3 separate regions of the Mus musculus genome follow, and all the other regions are linked to region 3. The links are chromatin loops, found by intact Hi-C in ENCODE. Cell type or tissue: left cerebral cortex. All regions are shown on one strand. Region 1 has its middle 8.1 kb from the start of Gm30958. Region 2 has its middle 17 kb from the start of Gm31015. Region 3 holds the start of Plcl2 (phospholipase C-like 2).

Region 1 (2,500 bases), 120 kb after region 3:
TATTTTGGGCAGAGTGTGGAATAAGACTGGCTTCATTTCAAATGCAAGCTTGCCATTTCATACATTTCGCCTCCACATTCTTTCATTTCGACTTCCAGAGCCAGGGATCCTGAACTTTCCTCTGCTTTAAAGGCAAGTGATGTGGGCACGGGACATGGCAGCAGGCGCCAGGACACGGCAGTGGGCACGGGACACGGCAGCAGGCGCCAGGACACGGCAGTGGGCTTGGGACATGGCAGTGGGCACCAGGACACAGCAGTGGGCATCAGGACAAGGTAGTGGGCACGGGACATGGCAGCAGGCGCCAGGACACGGCAGTGGGCTTGGGACATGGCAGTGGGCACCAGGACACAGCAGTGGGCACCAGGAGGAGGCAGAGAGCACAACAGGTAAATTGTACTTTAAAGCCTGGGAAGAAAATTTTCTATTTTGTAGGGGATTTTTATTTTAAAACAAAAAGGATTTAAAATACTAAAATTTAAAAGATACAAACAGGAATCATTAAGCTAAAATCTTGAACAAATGCCAAACGAGTCCTATGGTTTGACAAATGTAAAGGCTCCGGCTCCTCAGCCCATCAAAGCCTCGTATTATAGGAAAACTGAAAATCACAGCTTTCAAAACAACTTAAAACTCTCCATCTCTCCGTTCTGGAAGCTTCAGGGCCATCGCAGGAAGTATTCTAAAGGTCAGCTTTTTTTTCTGCCTGGCCTTCCTGCTTTGTGTTGATTCTGACCACTGACGTTTAAACACTGAGATAGCAAAAACTGATCCCCCTGCCTCGGCTATTTTTAAGACGTTGTTGAGTTCAGGTGTGACCTTCACTCATATCCCAATACATGACTAGCACTTATAAAAGAGTTACTTTTTTTTTTCCTTTCAAAGCAAGGATGAAAAATTATTCATAAAATAAACCCTCTGCCAATTCAGAAACAGAAGTGCCTGAAAAAAATTTTTTTTTGACATGCCACTTTAGGGGTAAAAACCAGGTTACTGCTGCACACGTTTGTTTGAAGCAGCTTTTGGAGCACAGCAGTACCCCAGAGTCCTGTCGCCTCCACGAGGTTCCTTCTTACTCTGCGTCTGTAGGCTGGGTCAGCACAGACTGACAGGTAGGGCATTGGCCTTCAGCCATGGTAAGACTCTGGCTCTCCAAGAAAGGGCACACACTCTGGGAGGATGCTGTCCTTACTAAGGCAGGAGACTAAACCAGGACATTTGAGGAGCACCTTCAATGTGAAGTGAAACCTTCATTCAATGACAGTTAATGCACTGAGAAAACTAGGATCTATACCATTCTATGAAATTGTTCTATTTGAAAGCTCATTAGTTGATTCCAAATTCCCCACATCCTGTCGGTTTCTTTTTTTTTTTTTTTAAACCTTAAATGTTGATATTGAGGGTTGAATGACAGGCAACGAGCAGATGAAGGAGCAGTGGAGAATGGTCTGAAACCTCCTGTGTGAGGTAGTGAGCTTCTGGATCTATTGCCGTGGTGCACAGAGGCTGGGGAAGGCCGGAGGAGATGCTGGATCAGCTACGGGAGACTTGAAGATTATTTCTACGCAGATCATTTCATTTTTACTTAATCAAATAAATAGCGAGTATTTCCATGGGGGTAGGGACAACTTAATACGAAACTAGTTAGTCTGATGCTGGAAACGCAGGCATGAAGAAAAACCAAGCCCCTGATTCGTAGGACTTACAGGCTTGAAGGTGGGGCAAAGTAAAGTGAACCAGAATGCAAATAACTCACACTTTCAATTGTGGTAACTGCTACAAAGCAGAAGTATTAGCAATATTAGATATTAGCTATGATAGATATTGATGGTGGCACAGCATATCCTCAAGGGTTCCTAAATCCGAGCAGGAAGCTTATGTGCAAAGGTGGGATGGAGTCCTCCTCTCTAGAGAAAAGGAAAAGATTATAAAAGTTAGAAGCAACATGAATTACCAATGAGGGAGCAGGAGAGCAAGCAAGCTATGACTGGTCAGTCAAGGCTTCGCTGACTGAACTGTGTTCCTGTGTTATCCAACCAACCTAAGCAACAGAACTCTCAAATTCCAGATAGGGACATGGCTGCCTCCAGTAAAAACTACATTTCCCAGAATCCTATCTGATGTGGTTCTGCTGGATGAGATATAAACAGAAGTACTAGAAGCAACTTGGGGGGAAGTATCTTTAAAGCAGAGGGTGTATTCTTCCATTTTCCAATTGGTAGGAATGCTGACAAGATGGTAGGATTTTGCCCCTGAACTGTGTTGTAAGAGCCACATTCTAAAGAGAGCAGCACTAGATGCCTGACACCATGGCAGGGGACACAGGAGTTCCAGGTAGAGACCTGGACTTCTTGATGGGAGAAAATTACACTTAGATTTAAATTATACTTATTTGAGCCTTATGTCTGTCTCTTCTAAGCCAATTCTAAACCAATAGTAACTCATTTTAAAACTTTTTAAAAAAACAGTTAAAGAACTGTGTTTTGACTGTTGAATGACT
Region 2 (2,500 bases), 100 kb after region 3:
CTTGGGATTATTTCCCTGGATCTTAAACCACCACAGCACGGCTCCGGGCCGTGCTGTCATGAAATTGGACACTTACAAGTATGGTAGAAAACACTAAATGAAATTTTGTTTTAAGGTCCTTCTGATTTTTCTTCTACTTTGTTGTGTATAAGCCTGGTATCTTGTAGTCTATACTTAAGAGGCAAGAGTTAGGGGCTCTGGGGGTGTGCAGAGCTGTGGTGGCTTCAAAGAGACCTATGGACTCTCAGGCCACCTCTGTACACTGCCCGTTAGTGATGGATTGCTAAAGACTGTCTGTTAATACAAAGCTCTGAGATTCCGGCCCCAGGATTTCAGATCTTACAGTCCAGATAATCCAGGCACTCGTTGAGTGGAGTGTGTTACTTTGTAGTAGATAACTAACTGAGTGACAGACAGCAAGTGTATATGTGTGTGTGTGTGTGTGGTGGTGGGGTTACTAAAGGGTCTGCAGCTGGCCGGAAAATGTCCTTAACAGGGAAACTTTTATAAACCTGATTTAGTTTTAAAAATGTCTTTCTCTCTGTCTCTCTATCCCCATCTCTCTCTGTCTCTGTCTGTCTGACTCTGTCTCTCTGTCTCCTTTCCTCCCTTCTTCTCTCCCTCCTTCTCTTCATCCCTCCTCCCTCCCTCTTTCTTCTTTTCTTTTGTGTGTGGACTTAGGCAATTTTTTTAATCACTCTCCACCATTTTTTTTTCTAAAACTAGGGTCTCTCAATCAACCTGAAGTTCATTAGTTCAGCAAGACTGGCTGGCCAACAGGTTTCAGATGTCAGCCAGTCTCTGCCCCTCGCCGTTACTTCAGCAGCGCATGAGTGAGTGCTGGCACTCTGACCCCAGTCCTTGAAGGCTTGTACAATGGACACTCGGCCATCCCCCCAACTCAAATCACTTCTGTTTATAATCACTGTGTTTTAGCAGCAGGGACATTACAAAAGGCTACTTCCTCCAGCCTGTATTGGTGGTAGGAACCATGCTTTGTCATTCATTTGAGAAATCTGCACAAAGGGAAAGGTCCCTCAAGCTCTTAAGACAACGCAAAGGAAGACAGCATTTTGCTCTCCTCCACCGATGTCCTCTGTGACTGTTGCCTGCCGTCAGGCCTGGCTTCCATGTTAATTTTTTCCATCTGCTTTGGCTGCAGGTAATTTGGAGACACTGACGTCATCGGACCATCTGTTCTGTAAAGCCACAGCAATGCTTTTCTCCTGAGCTGTTTATGCCTTGACAGCTACTTTGGGCTATTTTAATGTACTCCGGGCAGGGACCACATTGTGTTTCAACTAGCTCTTTAGCCTTACATCAGAGTCAGAACGGAAGTTAATTCTTTTTGAAATCATTTAAAAAATTAAGTTATAAATAGAAGTGCTAACACTCATGGTTAATCCCCAAACAAGAAAAAGCAGTGGAATGCACATATGTTTGAGTATCAGTGGCCACAGGAACATACAATGTGGGTTTTTTCTCTCTTCCAGATGACATCTGACAGACTCAGTTTCCCCATTTGATCACTCTGGCTGCTCCTGGCACAAGGAAGGTGCTGAGTAAATTAGGTAACATTGGAGTGATCAGGTTTTCCTTTTCCTAAGGTTTTCCTTTTCCTGAGGAGACCTTACAGCCTGTGGTGCCTGTTCTTGGTCGTCAGCTTAACACTGGAAAAGAACTAAGCCACGAATGGCTGGACAGACCTGTGAGGGAGTGTTTCCTTAATTAAGTCATCCGAAGTGGGAGGACCCACGTCTCTTTAATCCAGATCTTTGAGTTCGGAAGATCTATCGTTAATCTGGGCCATATCTTCTGCTGGAAGCCTATGTAAGGACGTGAAAAGAGGAAACTTTTGTGCCTAACCTGCTGGCCAGCGCATTCCTTAATGGCATTAGAGCTGACTTCAGGATTCCAGTGTATGCTGAAGACCAGCTGATATATGCAGTTCCATGGACTGAGCAACAACTGGATTCTTGGACCTACTGTTGGTAGACAGCTATGTGGATGAGATGGACCACAGCCTGTAAGCCAGTCTACTAAATCCCCCTTCTGTGTAGGCATAGACTCATTCTGTAAGTTATATTCCTCTAGAGAACACTGTCTAATATGTATATATGTATACTTTCCAGTCTGTCACCTTCCTGGACTCCAAAACAATAGGGAGATATGTTTACTTCTTCCTTAAGAGAGATTCCAGGGGACTGCACAGAGATGGAGTTTTCACCCCTTAAAATCCCATGGATATAGCACCCATCACATTTTCTAGATGGCTAGAGATATCTCCAGAATGGAGCAGATATTTGTTGTGTGATAAAGTTTTGGTTTTTTTTCTTGGAAGATGCAACACAAATGTCTATTTACCCTACGTAGGAAACCCACAATAGACACCACCAAAGTCCAACTTGGCGAAACAATGAGTCTTATTGGGGTTACTTACAGGTATATAGGTAAAGGATTACTTAGAGGAATAGAAATGACCCAAAGACAGCTGCACCAC
Region 3 (2,500 bases):
AGCCTGTCCTACCCAGGCAGGTACAAGGCCATTTAATTCCAAGTCAATCTGGAGAGAGGTGACAGCCCCAAGTTGCTCTGGGGATGTCAGAGCACAGCACTCCTGCACACTCAGATCACCTCTCCATTCTTTCCCAATGCCATCAGCTTTCCAATCCCTGCTCCAGCACTCCAAACACCCCTACACCCTGGCTTCCCCTTCGCAGTGGGCTCATTTTGCATCGCCTCCTTCCGCCACAGCTTCTCCGGGGCGGGGAAAGCGAGCCCAAGGACGCGCGCGGGTCTCCTACTTACCTTGATGATGCTGCTCCGGCGGGGCAGGCCGCCCGGTTTGCTGTCCCTGGGGACCGGACCGGCAGCTGGGCTAGGGGTCCGCGCGAGCGCCACGCCTAGAGGTCCCCTGCCAGGGCTGGTCCGGGCTTCGTCCCCGGACACGCCGAGGCTGCAGTCTCCGTTGGAAACCCCGCCGCTGTCATAGCGCGCCCGCCCGTGGCCGAGGCGACCTCCCCCGCCACCACCTCCGCCTTCCCCGGCTCCGGCTTTCAGGGCGCCCTTGGCGCCTAGGGCCGGGCTCGGGGAGGTGGGCAGGGCCCCTCCTGCGGCGCCCCGGCCACACTCCGCCATGGGCGCCCCACGACCCGCCTGCACAAAGCCGCGTCCCCGCGTCCCCGCCGCCGCCGCCTCGGGCCGCTGCGCGCGGCCCCTCCTCCTCGCCGCCGCCGCCGCCTCGGCCGCTTCTTCCGCTTTTTCTTTTCTTTTTTTTTCTTTTTTTTTTTTTTCTTTCTCTTTTTGGTTGGGATGTGGCGCGTGCAGCGAGCTCGCCTCCGGCGCGAAGGACGTCGTGCAGGCGGAATTACCTCTGGGGTCCTGCCGGGGTCGGGGAGAGAGAGAGGAGAGAGGAGTCAGCTTGGGCGGCGGCGCCCCCGCTGCCGGCACCTGGGGAAGGAAAACACGCCCCGGCACACGCGCCGCTGCGGGCGCCAAAAATAACGCGCGCGCGCCAGCGCCCACCGCCGCGCGCCGCGTCCCCTCCGGCCCCGCGCTCACCGACGAGCGCCGCGTCCCCTCCGGCCCCGCGCTCACCGACGAGCTCGCGGCGGCGGGGCGCGAGGGACACGTGCGCCCACTCCGCGGCGCTGGCGACACGCGGAGGCGCGGCGCGCGGGGCTCCGGGGTTCCCGGCTCCGCCCAGGCCCGTCAGTCTCCCCCCCCCCCCCCACACCTTCAGGGCTCAGCCGAGGCCCAGGGCGGCTTCTGATGGCCCCCGGGCCCACCGCCACTTACCCGCGGCCATCGCCTCCCGGGCTTCGCGCTGCCCCCTACAGGCCGAGGGGACCCGTCCGGGCTCCGGGCACGGGCGTTGCGGTTGTGGTCGCTCTCCTAGGCCGGCTCAGCGAGGCGCACGCCACAGCCAGCTGTCAGTCACCTGAAGGCATCCCGAGGGGGACAGCGAACCCGCAGGCCGCGGGCGAGCTGAGGGTCCTGGGGCTGTGGTCTTGGCCGCTGCACCTCGCGTCCAGCTCCAGCCCTTCATTCGGAACCCGCTCCCTTCCCACCCTGCTCCCCCTGGGCTTCCTCAGTGGAGCAAACCCATTTCCCATACAGAAACCAATCCTCTTGCGTGTCCTTGGGCTGCTAAACTCAATGAGCACGACAGGTTGCCAGGATCTGGGGTAGGGATGGCATGGCTGGCAGGCGTTGAGAGACAGAAGACCTCCGCAGAGTTTATTTGGTGCCTCTGGGTTGTCCCACGGAGGTTTATCATTGTAGTCTGTGTCTTTCCTAAACCTGACACTAGAGAGACTTGCTTGTTCAACCCCTAGTGGGTACCATCCAAATCAGGACCATCGTTTGGGACAGGATCAAAAATCAATGATTAACATGTCGCTCTCATATGCAAATACTTTCCTTAAACCTCCATTCCTGGAGCCAAGGAAGAACGCAGGGCCACTGTGTAGCCTGGCAGAGCCATTGGCAGAAGAGCAGGACGAGTGCACTGTGTGGTACCAGAGGCTCCACCCACCTCCCCAACCCAGCCACCCTGAGGTCCAGTTTCATGCCTGGTTCTGGCTTCCCAGTTTTTCTCTCACTGTATTTCATCTTCTGGAAAGGCACTTTCCCTGGGCCAGGAGTACCTGAGAGTCCCCTGGGACAGAACTTAGAGACCTTGCCCTCGTTACCATAATATGGTAGCAAATTGCCAAGGAGCCTCTAAGGAAACGAGCTTTACATTCATAAACATGTCCACCCTTTCCTCAAATGCGACATCAAAATCCTTTCGTTATTCTTGGGGTGTTTTAATTCTTCTGATCCCCTTGGCACGCTTTTGTAAACATCTGGGCAAGTCAAATAGGGCCTACCCACTAACAAATGTTTTCTTATGGATAGATGACATTTTAATTCTTTTTTTAGCCTCACCCCTCCATATTAACTCCTTCCTAGTTTAGCCTCAAAATATATTTTTGGTCTTCTGACAGTTTCACAGAAAAATACTTTCAAAT

What was found. Hi-C counts contacts between places; a loop is a spot of excess contacts. Peaks named below come from ENCODE experiments on the same cell type or tissue, not always from the same donor. Only the 100,000 strongest peaks of a DNase experiment are listed, where the experiment ranks them.
Region 1: it touches region 3 in a loop (10-fold over the local background); 4 of 42 quality-filtered maps call a loop at or near these places.
Region 2: it touches region 3 in a loop (7-fold over the local background); 8 of 42 quality-filtered maps call a loop at or near these places.

The regions. Positions count from the first base shown.
Region 1 is chr17:50,389,977-50,392,476 of GRCm38, reverse strand. No RefSeq gene overlaps it. Among named protein-coding and RNA genes, the nearest start is that of Gm30958, 8.1 kb to the right of the region's middle. In left cerebral cortex, no CTCF peak of the experiment used is centred here; DNase peaks (open chromatin) are centred at 721, 1,010 and 2,097; H3K27ac peaks cover 875 bases.
Region 2 is chr17:50,406,136-50,408,635 of GRCm38, reverse strand. No RefSeq gene overlaps it. Among named protein-coding and RNA genes, the nearest start is that of Gm31015, 17 kb to the left of the region's middle. In left cerebral cortex, no CTCF peak of the experiment used is centred here; DNase peaks (open chromatin) are centred at 303, 1,193 and 1,812; H3K27ac peaks cover 2,202 bases.
Region 3 is chr17:50,507,731-50,510,230 of GRCm38, reverse strand. It overlaps Plcl2 (phospholipase C-like 2), which reads right to left and starts at 684. Exons shown (of 6, transcript NM_013880.3): 1 at 294-684. The coding sequence starts at 623. In left cerebral cortex, a CTCF peak has its summit at 1,325 (motif pointing left); DNase peaks (open chromatin) are centred at 937, 1,337, 1,605, 1,957 and 2 more places; H3K4me3 peaks cover 1,876 bases; H3K27ac peaks cover 1,781 bases.